Regions from separate parts of the Homo sapiens genome. Here region 1 is linked to region 2. The links are chromatin contacts, found by Hi-C in ENCODE. All regions are on one chromosome and are shown on one strand. The core of a region is the stretch at or near the end of the contact, and the rest is flanking DNA. Distances in the headings are between cores, read along the strand shown.

Evidence for each region. Hi-C counts contacts between places; a loop is a spot of excess contacts on that map. Pooled maps may share reads with other maps.
Region 1: a loop to region 2 is called in a pooled map, with 5 times the contacts of the local background. The contact joins the promoter of CNOT10 here to the enhancer-like site in region 2. A Hi-C loop is called at or near these places in 1 of 168 maps with a recorded cell type or tissue (CD4-positive, alpha-beta memory T cell), 1 of 37 single-sample maps with no recorded cell type and 6 of 50 pooled maps.

The regions. Positions count from the first base shown.
Region 1 is chr3:32,683,108-32,689,088 of GRCh38, forward strand. CNOT10 (CCR4-NOT transcription complex subunit 10) reads left to right here and starts at 2,081. Exons shown (of 19, transcript NM_015442.3): 1 at 2,081-2,375. The coding sequence starts at 2,354. RefSeq lists a silencer at 1,882-2,191.
Region 2 is chr3:30,654,696-30,660,339 of GRCh38, forward strand. All of the region lies in intron 3 of TGFBR2 (transforming growth factor beta receptor 2), which reads left to right. Among named protein-coding and RNA genes, the nearest start is that of TGFBR2, 51 kb to the left of the region's middle. Within about 2 kb of position 3,921, at least 20 of the 41 ENCODE cell types and tissues checked have a DNase peak (open chromatin) inside an H3K27ac peak, as active enhancers do.

The DNA.
Region 1 (5,981 bases), core at 831-3,330, 2.0 Mb after region 2:
GCCCAGCCAGGTATGCCTTTTTATGGTGGGCACATATTCATCAAAAGTCATACTAGAGTAATCATATTGGCCCTATTCAAAATAGATAAAATATCCAAATGCCCAACAATAAAATGAATACATAAATTAAGGAATATTCACATAATGTAACATTATAATATATAACAATGAGAAACAAATACAACTTCATTCAACAATGTCAATGAATCTCATACTATCGAGCAAAAGAAGCTAGACCCTAAAAAATATATTGTATAATGTATATACATTAAGTTTAAAAGCAGGTGAAGCTAATCCATAGTGTTAAATGTCAGCATAATGATTATCTTTGTGGAGAGATGGGAAGAGGCATGAGGGGAACTCCCAGATATGGGTAAAGCTCTGCCCTTTCTCTGGGTGCTAGTTATATGTATGTGTTGAGTTGATGAAAAGTCAATACACTGTACTTATGATTCATGCACTTTTCTTTGTGTATGTTAGCCTGAATTAAAAAGTTTAAGAAAAAACAAATACTTTTTTTTTTTTTTGAGACAGAGTCTCACTCTGTTGCCCAGGCTGGAGTGCAGTGGGGCAATCTTGGCTCACTGCAATCTCCGCCTCCCGGATTCAAGGGATTCTCCTGCCTGAGCCTCCCAAGTAGCTGGGATTACAGGTGCACACCACCACGCCCAGCTAATTTTTGTATTTTTAGTAGAGACGGGGTTTCACCATGTTGGCCAGGCTGGTCACAAACTCCTGACCTCAAGTGATCCACTTGCCTTGGCCTCCCAAAGTGCTGGGATTGCAGGTGTGAGCCACCACGCCCGGCCAAAAACAAATACTTTTTTAAAAGAAAGTTTAAAACAAAAGTTAAAAAAAAAGAAAAAAACAGGTACAAACCTGAAAAATCTCCCAATTAACAAAGCTGGGACAATTTTAGCAACAAAATAATGTAGTATTGGAATGTAACCATTATAAGATAAACATCCATGAGTCCATACTGATATAAATAGCTAAGTGAGGGAGAAGAGGCAAACTTCCCTTGGGGAAGATAATTTATGTACATACTCCCCACTGCAGGAGGTAGAGCTTAAATACCCCGCCTTCCCACCTTGAGTGTGGGTTGCATTTATTGACTTGGTTCCAAAGTAGTGTGGAAGGGTAGGAGGAGTAATTGCACAGTAGAGAAAACTGGCAAGCACTACCTTAGAGAGGTAATCAAGGTTAACATGATCAGTGATGTCATTTTGACAGCATGTACCCTTGATTCTATGTGATGAGAACAGCCAGTCACCTTGTGGTCTTCCTCCTAAACACCCAAAACCCCAGTCTAACCATGAGAAAAATATTGGCCAAACCCAAATTGAGGCACATTCCACCAAATATCTGAGGAGTAACTCTTCAAAACTGTCAAGGTCATCAAAAACAAGAAGAATCTGAGAAACTGCCACAGCCAAAAATAGCCTAAGACGACATAATGAATAAATGCAATATGGTGTCCTGGACAGGATCCTGGAACAACAACAAAAAAAGGACATTGAAAGAAAGCTGGTAAATGTGAATAAAATGTGTAGTTTAGTGAGTAATAGTGCGCCAATCAAACTGGTTTCTTAGATGTGATCAACGTAACATAGTAAAATAATTAAGATGTTCACAATAGGAGAAACTAGGTGAGGAGACAGGAACTCTAGGTGTCATCTTTGCAACTTTTCTGCACAACTACAACTATTCTAAAATAAAAGGCGTTTCTTTTTAAACGGGAATCCTCAACAGCGCCTCTCTCATGGGGTTGCAAGAAATCAATGAGATAGTACAGACCAAGTGCAGGGCTCAGTGCTTAGCACATAAATGTCAGATGTGGTTATTGTAATATTATGTAACATTGAGGGACAAAAGCTCTGACACCTCGGTGTTTTAATTAGAGTAAGCAAAGGACAGACGCGCGTACGTCCCACCGCGTCAGCCCTGTGAACATCCAGAGGTTCCAGCCAGAGTACGTCCGGCCGGAGGCGGGGCGCGGAGGGGACGTCGGCGTGGGGCGGGGCCAGTAGCAGTTCCCACGCCGGCGCTCCAGGCGCGGCAGGCTGCCGCCCCCGGAAGTAGTGGGTACCGGGACGCCGTGAGGCGGAAGCTGTGTATGGCGGGAGGCTGTGGCGGTCCCTTGGTGGGGAAGCTGTTGCTGTTGCTAGACGACGGGAACTAGCTCTCGTCACTTCCTCAGCCCGCCGTCTGCCCACTCCTCTAGCCGGAACCTGGGGGCCCGGAGCCGGGGTAGGCACAGAGTTGTCCTCGGAGGTCCAGGACAGCGGCCAGCCCGGCGGCGGGAGTCAGGGCCACGCCACCTGCAGGGAAGAACCCGAGTCGAAGCGGGAAGATGGCTGCAGACAAGCCTGCAGGTAGGGCGCCAATGTCCCGAGCGACGAGACGGCGGGACGTGCGGGGCCGGGCGGACCCTGAACTCGGAGGCGGCGGGGCCCGGGGTGGGGACTCCAGGGCGACTTGAATTTGGGCGTGCATTTCTTTACCCCATCCTCTGTCTCGGCTGTCGCTAACATGAGTCTTCGGGCCCCGGGTCCAATAGTTGTTTTACTCAAGTGCAGTATTTGAAGTCGCCACTGGCCGCCTTTGCCCTGCTCTTCAGAATAACTCCGGCCCAAAAAGCTTAAATGTATTTTGCCGCTTCGCAGAATTTTCCGCTTCTTCGTGGGAAAAGCAGACAAGAGAAAGTCACCCTGGAGCACACATCTGCCTATAATATCGCGTGGCTGAGGCTGGGATTCACCTGGGCTGTTTTGACCACATGTGGCTTCCTCTGGTCATTGACTCCTGTGAAATTAACTTTGTAAAAACCACTTTTTTTTTTCTTGATAGAGACGGGCGGGGGTCTCGCTATGGTGCCCAGGCTGATCTCGAACTTCTGGGCCCAAGCGATCCTTCCGCCTTGGCCTCTCAAAGTAAACCACTTATTTAAAAAGGCATAAAATCCTATTGTCTCTCTACAGTCTGTGCTCCTAAAATCTTGCATTTGGTACTTAATTGCTCTAGTTCCTCGAAATTACTTAATCTCAATGGTTTTCTTTATGGATTATTGCTCCCATTCCTAGAATCTTCCACATTAAGGAATATAAAATTATTTCCTGACCTTGTCCGGAATGTTTCCCGCAAGAAATTCATATTCTTTGTGGCATCCAGGTTTTATTGGAAAGAACTTAAGTGACAGGATTTAAAAGTGATGGAACTTAAAATTTTTACAGTGAATTTAATTTAAAATTAAAGAAAAACTCAGTGTGCTGTGGATTTTAGTAGGTTCTGGTCACAATAACTGACAAATGAACTTCACTTGGAAATTAAGCCAATTCTATTTTAGGTACAGAGGAATAAAAATCATTAGAGGATCTCTTCAATAATCTAAGAAGAAAAACAACAGAACAAAGGCCTTGAGAGGGTATAAGGAATGTGCTGTGAAATTTTGGATAGGTTGTTCAGGGAAGGCCTCTGGTGAGATGATATTTGAGCAGAGATATGTAAGAAGTGAGGGAATGAGCCATAAGAAATGAGGAAAGGTGGATGAGGGAGAGACTATTAGACAGGAAAACGGCATGGCCTGTCCAAGGCTGGACCAGGGGACCAACATCTTCCTCCTTATTTTAGAATAGTGTCTGTGTTCCCCACATTTACCATTCCTACTTGCTCATACCATTGCGCTTGCCCGAAATCACCCTTTTAGACCTAAAGCCCATCCAGTTTTCAAATCCTCAGTCATAAAGCCTTCTACTTGTTCATTTATTCATTCGCAAAGATTGAGTGTTGAATAATGGATATGACACACTCCCTGCCTTTGAAGACCTGCTGTTCAGTCTGTTGGAGGAGACAGGCATATCCTAGCTGCACTCCTGTTTGGTAAGAGCTGTGTAATGTGTGTAGTTGAAGAATAAGGTCCACAGTGATTAGGGGACTGTTTTTTTCATTGGTTTAAGTTTATAGGCCATATTGAAGGAAACTTCCTGCTTTGATATAAGGTTAAATTTGAATAAAATAGATGAGTGTTTAGTGTAGCTCCTTTGAATCTCTGCTCATCTCCATCTCATCTGCTGTGTTTCTGGCCTTTATCTTTTAATATGATCTATGTCGCATTGAGTAGTCTTCTCACTGGTGTTTGTCTCTTGTCTCTTCCTATCCCATCCATTTTCCTCACTGTCGCCCCCCGCTTTTTTTATGTCCTAAGACATTCATTGAATCCTGTCATTCCCCTTCCTATAAAGTTTCTAAGACTGTACATGCTTTGGGCATCAAGTCATCATTCTTTTTATTTAATTTTTATTGTATTTTCTTTCTCCTTTTAAGTCCTCACGGTTTTTTTTTTTTGTTTTTTTTTTTTTTTTTGAGACGGAGTCTCGCTCTGTCACCCAGGCTGGAGTGCAGTGGTGCGATATCGGCTCATTGCAAGCTCCGCCTCCCGGGTTCACGCCATTCTCCTGCCTCAGCCACCCGAGTAGCTGGGACTACAGGCGCCCGCCACCACGCCCTGCTAATTTTTTTGTATTTTTTAGTAGAGACAGGGTTTCACCATGTTAGCCAGGATGGTCTCCATTTCCTGACCTTGTGATCCGCCTGCCTCGCCCTCCCAAAGTGCTGGGATTACAGGCGTGAGCCACCGCGCCCTGCCGTCCTCACTCTAATGTGGTTTGTGAGCATCTTCAAAATCTATTTCCAGCTGGATTTCTGTATCAACCCACCCAGCTCTTCACATCATAAATTACTGTTGCAAAGCATTGTGTTTTTTGAGCTTTTGAGCCGTAGTGTCCTTTCTCTTCTCCGTCTGGTGAACACTATTCATTCAGTCTATCTTACATGCTGCTTCCTCTCTGAGCTCACGAGGTCAGGATATTTGTCACGGAGGGTCTTGTGTGTGTGTTCTTCATCAGGTAAGAAAAAAGGGTCATGAAAGGACTTAAGGTGAGTGATCTGATCACACTGACTGTTGTAGGTGGTGGATTTAAATGAAGTAAGACAGGAAGCCTAGAGACCACCTAAGATGAGTTAATGTTGTGATATTAATTTATTCAGTAAATATTCACCAATGGCCTGTTTTGCCAGGTACTACTTTAGGAACTGGGCAGGAACAAAACAAAGTCTCTGTTCTGGAGCTTATTTACTATGAAGGACAGATAAGCATGTAAATAAAATGAAAAATAAGATGATTTCAAGTTGTGATAGATACTCTGAAGAAGGCCAAGTGCAGTGGCTCACACCTGTAATCCCAGCATTTTGGGAGGCTGAGGGGGGTGGATCACCTGAGGTCAGGAGTTCAAAACCAGCCTGACCAACATGGTGAAACCCCATCTACTAAAAATACAAAAATTAGCCAGGCATGCTGGCGCACACCTGTAATCCCAGCTAGCTGGGAGGCTGAGGCAGGAGAATTGCTTGAACCTGGGAGGCAGAGGTTGCAGCAACCCGAGATCGCACCACTGCACTCCAGGCTGGGTGACAGAGTGAGATTCCATCTCAAAAAAAAAAATAATACTCAGAAGAAAAAAATGAGTAAGAGAGGCTGTCTGCAGTTGCTCACACCTGTAATCCTAGCACTTTGGGTGGCTGAAGTGGGAGGATTGCCTGAGGCCAGGAGTTTGAGACCAGCCTGGGCAGCATAAGTGAAACCCTGACTCTAAAAAATAAAAAGCCAGATATCATGGTGTGTGCCTATAGTCTCAGCTCCTAGGGAGGCTGAGGTGGGAGGATTGCTTGTACCTAGGAGTTCAAGGCTGCAGTGAGCTTTGATCACGCCACTGTCCAGGCAACAGGATGAGACCCTCTCTCAAAAAAATAAAATAAAAGGCCGGACGTGGTGGCTCACGCCTGTAATCCCAGCACTTTGGGAGGCCGAGGTGGCAGATCACGAGGTCAAGAGATCGAGACCATCCTGGCTAACACAGTGATACCCCGTCTCTACTAAAAATACAAAAAAATTAGCAGGGCCTGCTGGCGGGTGCCTGTGGCTC
Region 2 (5,644 bases), core at 2,671-5,170:
GCACCAGGACTGAAGGCAGCAGCACAGGAGGTAGGAGAGGAAGGAATCCTGAGCAAATAGCCATGCTGTTTACTTGCCAATGACATCCCCACTTTGCAAAGACATGATATGGTTATTGATCTCTCACTGAACCTGTAAGAATCAAACACAACAACTCAGTTTTATTCATTTCATAAATGGTTTCCAAGTGCAGTCAGACATTTAATTTGTGGAACACTGAGCGAAGAGGTGATTTCTGCTGGTTTAGGTAAGAGAGAAACGGTCTAGTGTAATACTCAAGAATGAGCTAGATCTCCTGGATTTAAGGCTTATTCTACAGCTTATTAGCTCTGCTATGTTGGGCCAGTGACTTGACATCTCCATGCTTCAGTCTCTTCATCTGTAAAATGGAAATACAAAGCGGGTGGGAGGTGTTGTGAGGATTGAGTAGATTAATGCATGTAAAGTGCTTGCAACGTTGCCTGACATGTCACTGTCTGTTAGCTGTTAGCAGTAGTTGGGCTTTTTATAGAGGGCTGGTGACTTGTGCTTGTCTGAATGCAGGAAACCAGGCCTGTGTAGCCTTCGGTCTGTTCTAACACTGAAGTTTTGTAGTTGAGTGCTGACTGTGGTGCATAAACTGAGCATTTGGATACCTACATATCACACCACAAGGTTTTGGAGGGGCTCACTTTGCTTTAATCCCTGTTTCATCCAGTTTCTCTTTTTCTCCACATGCCTTCACAGAGGCAAGGGGAGCATGCTGAGTCTAGAATTTCTAATCAAAGCTAACCACATCCCTGTCATTGTTGGATAATATTACAAATTAGACACGTTGTTCCTGTTTTGACTCAGAATCACAGCAGGAAGCAGCTAAATAAAACTGAAACAACCCACAAGTGCCTTTCACATAAGTGATTAGGGTAATCGCAGTTCTGTACTTGCCAAAGGGATTCATTCCCTCTTCATTTTTTCCATGGAAAGCTTGCTTTGGGCCACAAGGCCTTCTCTTTGAATGACTGCGCCATTATTGGCCAAGTAGTGCTGATAAATGGTACCTGTGGGTTGTTGTGGGATTTAAGGAGATGATGCTTGGGAGCGCCCAGCACAGTGGCTGGCACACAGTAGGTGCATCCTTTCTTACTTCTTCTTCCCCTGATTAACGAGAACACTCTACACCAAGACACATACCTCTTCTGAACGGTATAAACCGTTGCTACTGAAAGTGTCTAGACCAGCAGCAGCAGGATCACCCGGGAGCTTATTAGAACTGCACAACCTTGGGTCCTCTGGGGCCTATTGCATTAGCATCTGCCTGTAACAAGGCCTTCAGTGATTTGTTTGCACACTGAAGTGTGAGAAGCACTGGTGTGAACTCACCAGGTAGGGATGGAACCAGAGATGGAGGTCTTATTAACTTCATGCTGGTAACTCCCTGAGCTAATGGGCCCATGAGGAATAAATTTGGTCTAAAGCCTGGTCATTTGGAAATGAACTAAATATACTTTACTCAGTCAGCTTGTGTAACAGAGCTCTCCAGTGGCATGTGGGTCTTTTTCAGCAGTGACAATAGTTTATTTTTTAAATATACTCCACAAATGTTGTTCTGGTGTGGATCTTAATGTGGAGAAAATCAGACACCTTTTCAGTAAGCATTTCTTTTGTTTCTGTGATCATGTTCATGTTAGTTTATTGTATTTGTATTAGTTTATCTGTGGGACTATCCCTTAATATTTCCCAAAACAAGAAGACATTTGCGAATGTTTTCAAGATGCATTGTACAAGATACTGTTTTGAACTGGATCAATGAAGGAGATGTTTGGTGGCCTTGGAAAGCCCTGGAGAGTAATAGTGTGGTTCTAAGAAGAGTTGGCCTGAATCAGTTCATTCTTGGGTTGTTTGCTAAGATTGTCTGCTGAAGGTGGGTACGTGGAAAACAAGATGGTAAGCCAAGGAGGATGAAGGGAGGCATGCTGCTGGACCACTTCCAGCTCCCAAATGACTGGATCTTGGCCATCTTGCTTTTCCTGCTAACTTAGAACTGAACTGCTTATTCTAGAAAATGAGAGGCACTGGGGCCATATAGGAAAGGGATAGCATTGGACCCAAGTCCTAGACTTTCAGTAGTTTGTTTGCAGGACCAGGGTCCCACCCCTTTTCCAATTGAAATGTAGGCAAGGTGGTGGCAAGCCCATGGCCTAGGCTGTGGGAACTCATAGAACAACTATAGTGATGATCGCTGCCTTGGATTGCAGCCTACTCTGAATGTGTGCACCTGTGCTAACTACTTTCAGGTGTGTTGTCTTGTTTCATAGACTCATTACATTTTTATGATGAAGTGAAACCCGTGAATTGGCTCCTCCAGACTTCTCATTTTAATGACAAAAAAGTGGGTCTCCAGAGAGGAGCTGGGATTTTCCAAGATCTCATAGTTTGTTCCTCACTTTTTGTCCGTAGGAGAATCATAGAAGAACCAGATAATCTTGTCTCTTATAGAAGGAATACCCTTACCCTTCCACATTCCCGTGGTGGTGGTGTGTTTGCTTTTTTATCAGTCTTAACCCATGGGAGGCTGCACAACTTACATAAGAGGCTACCTGTTCTGTTTGCCAAACGGCAGCCCAGACCCATCACTGAGCATGTCCTTGGCAAGAGGCACAACCTCAGGCTGACACTGTTTCCATGTCCGTGAGAAATGATGTGTATAAACGATGGCCAGTAAGATGCTCATCTGTTGGGAAGACAACAGAGGGCAGGGCTGAGAGCATGGCTTCCCTGCTGATTGCCTGTGTTCAGATCCCAGCTCAGCCGTGTGTAAGCTCTTGGTTCTTGGGGTAACTACTTGTTTACCTCTCTGAAAAATGGGAGTAGAAATAATGAATACTTTTAATAGGATTATTTTGAGGATAAATGTATTTATTTATGTAGAGAACTTGGCACGGCACCTGGCACAGAGTGAGCACTTAATGAATTTTGACTGTAAATAGTTATTACTGTTCCACTAGATTCAAATTTCTTATCTTTGCCTTTAGCTGGATGAGTGAGGAGATTTGTACCAACGTCATGTATTCTCCTCTTCCCTGCAAATTCCTCCACCTGAGTCCTATTGAGGTGCTCCCCATTATAAGGAGTCCTGTGAATCAAAGTGGTATGTTTACTGTAAAGAATGTGGAGGATGCTGTTCACTGCATTGTATTGTTATCTTCATGAGGAAGCCAGGAGACATTTATTTTGGCTCTCTGTTTTAGAAAGGTGTTCTCCTCATGACGACCTGTTTGCCTCTGATCTTAAGGACACTTTGAAGCATACCGAGCAGGGGTCTGCAAACTTCTTTGATAACAGGCAAGATAGTAAATATTTTCAGCTTTGCAGGGCAGAGTCTCTGTCACAGCTACTCAACTCTTCTGTGGTAGCAGCCACAGACAGTGTGTAAGTGATTGGACGTGGCTGTGTTCCAGTACAACTTCATTTACAAAAACAGGGCTCAGGCCAACCCCTGATAGAGATATTCATGGTTTTTGTGTTTCTCTCTCAAATGCTAACTACCAGAAAAGCTTAGAGTCAAATCTGAATCATGCTTCTAGCAAATATGTACCTACACATTTAGCATACTAATATCACTCTTGCTTACCAGTTTTTACCCTGTTTTCTCACATTTATATTCCATTTGTCATAATTATAGCTCCTGTCTTGACTGTATCTTCTTTCACTGTGTTTTTTGTTGTTGTCGTTGTTGTTGTTTTTGGGAATGGGATAGGACTGTAAGTAAATAAATCAATTATATCTTGCTAGCTTAGAAACCAGGACTTGAGTAACCACTTCTGACTCAAAGTTCAATCTATGTGGTTAAATAGGGAAGCAGACCATAAGATGTATGCCCAGTGGTGCACGTTGCTGACTCGCAAGCTATGTGCAGGCTTTAGCATTTAGTGTGGTGATGTGTGCCCTCTAACCTGAGATGTTGAGAGAGGGGCAGAGAAGAAGACTTCTTGTAGCCACAAAGTTTCATTCCTTCCTCTCTCATTGTTGTAGCATTTCTTTTAAGTGAAAACAGCCTTTTTGGTTTGCTAGCCTATCTCTGGCAGGAAGACAAATTATTTTTTTACAGTATCAGACACGCGGTTTCCTGTCTATGTTTAACTTGCTAGCAGAACATCTCAGCCAGCTGGTTCCCTCTGGACCCATTGTGTCCTTAATGTCGTTGCTTTACACCATCCAGCAAACCCACTCTGTGTACTGATCGCATGCATTGAGCATTTTGTTGACTTCCGTTGTTTTCCGAGTAAGGGAAGTCTTAGAAATGCTGCCCTCTTTCTCCCAAATCTCATTTTATGTTTGTTCAGCTCCAACACCAGGGAGCTGGCTTCTTGGGGAAATGATTAGTTCTTGCATGTAAGAAATGAAAAGAGTAAATGGTGTTTTGGTAGCTCTGGGGGATTTTAGGTATGCTGCCTTGGAACTGTGCACTCACGCCTCAAAATAGCTGGCTTTCCAGCTGTGCATTTTTGTTTCAAAAGAAACAAACCAGATTTACTTTCTGGTCTAAATGCAGAAGAAAAAATAAGTGTGGAAATATGGTTGAGAAAAGTTGTTAGAAGAGGAAGAAAATTATGGATTAAAGTTGCTAGTCTCATTCCTGAGAAGAGAAATCAGTTATTTGAGGTGATGACTCAGAGCTGAAGCAGCTTTTTGTTGTGAACCAGCCTTGGTTAGAAAGCACACTTGGAATTCATCAATATGGCCCTATGTCTGGCCAAGGAAATAATAAAGATTTTGCATGATAGAGGACACTGTGACTCAGTTGAAGGAAGCTTAGAATGTATTTGAACTGAATTAAGGCAAAAGCAACTCGCTTTTCAAGATTTTTTTTTTTCCTAAGTAGCAAAGTAAACAAAGCTGCACTGAGGCCAGATGTGCTTTCTGGTTGTGAATATTTGTACTCTAGAACCTCATTCTGGTATGAATCAGCAGAGTGGAATCTAGTATGGACACAGGCTGTCTCAAATTCCATCCACTGGATATGAGTGGCCAAGAAAGCAGTCGGACCCATACTGCTGGTGCTGTAGCAAGGTTCGGGTGGTTCCTCTGCAGCCTCAGGTCTCTCCCACTGCGGCCTCCATGTGTTCCATAAACTCCACACCCATGAGTAATGGCAAGAAGGGTCCACTGAGACCTTTTGCTGCTTTGCGAGTGTCTCAGTGTCCCACCAGGGGAAAAAAAAGGCTCAGGGAGGTGGCTAACCACTGTGAAATTGACTTTTATTTCCACCCACGTATACTCCAGAGGCTGTATTCACCACCATTTGGACATCTGGATGACTTGCCTTTGGAAAGTCCTTTTGTATTCTAAATCGCTCCTGCATGTTACCTGTTGTGGAAAATATCAATTTTGCCATTACAAATTATGCTTTTTTTTAAAAACATGTTAACTTTTAGAGAAATAATTTATATTTGCTTATCTACTTTTAAAAATATACATATATATGCCTTTTGTTGCCTAATTAGAGGATATAGTTGGTTCCAATGTCAAGAACAATTTCTCTGAAATGTAGTCATTAAAATTATTCCCATGTCTTTCATTTTCCAGGCCCCATCCTATTCGAAATACCTGTTTCTTCCACCAGGCTGATGTAGTTATGCTTAGGCTTGGCTGCACATTGGAAACA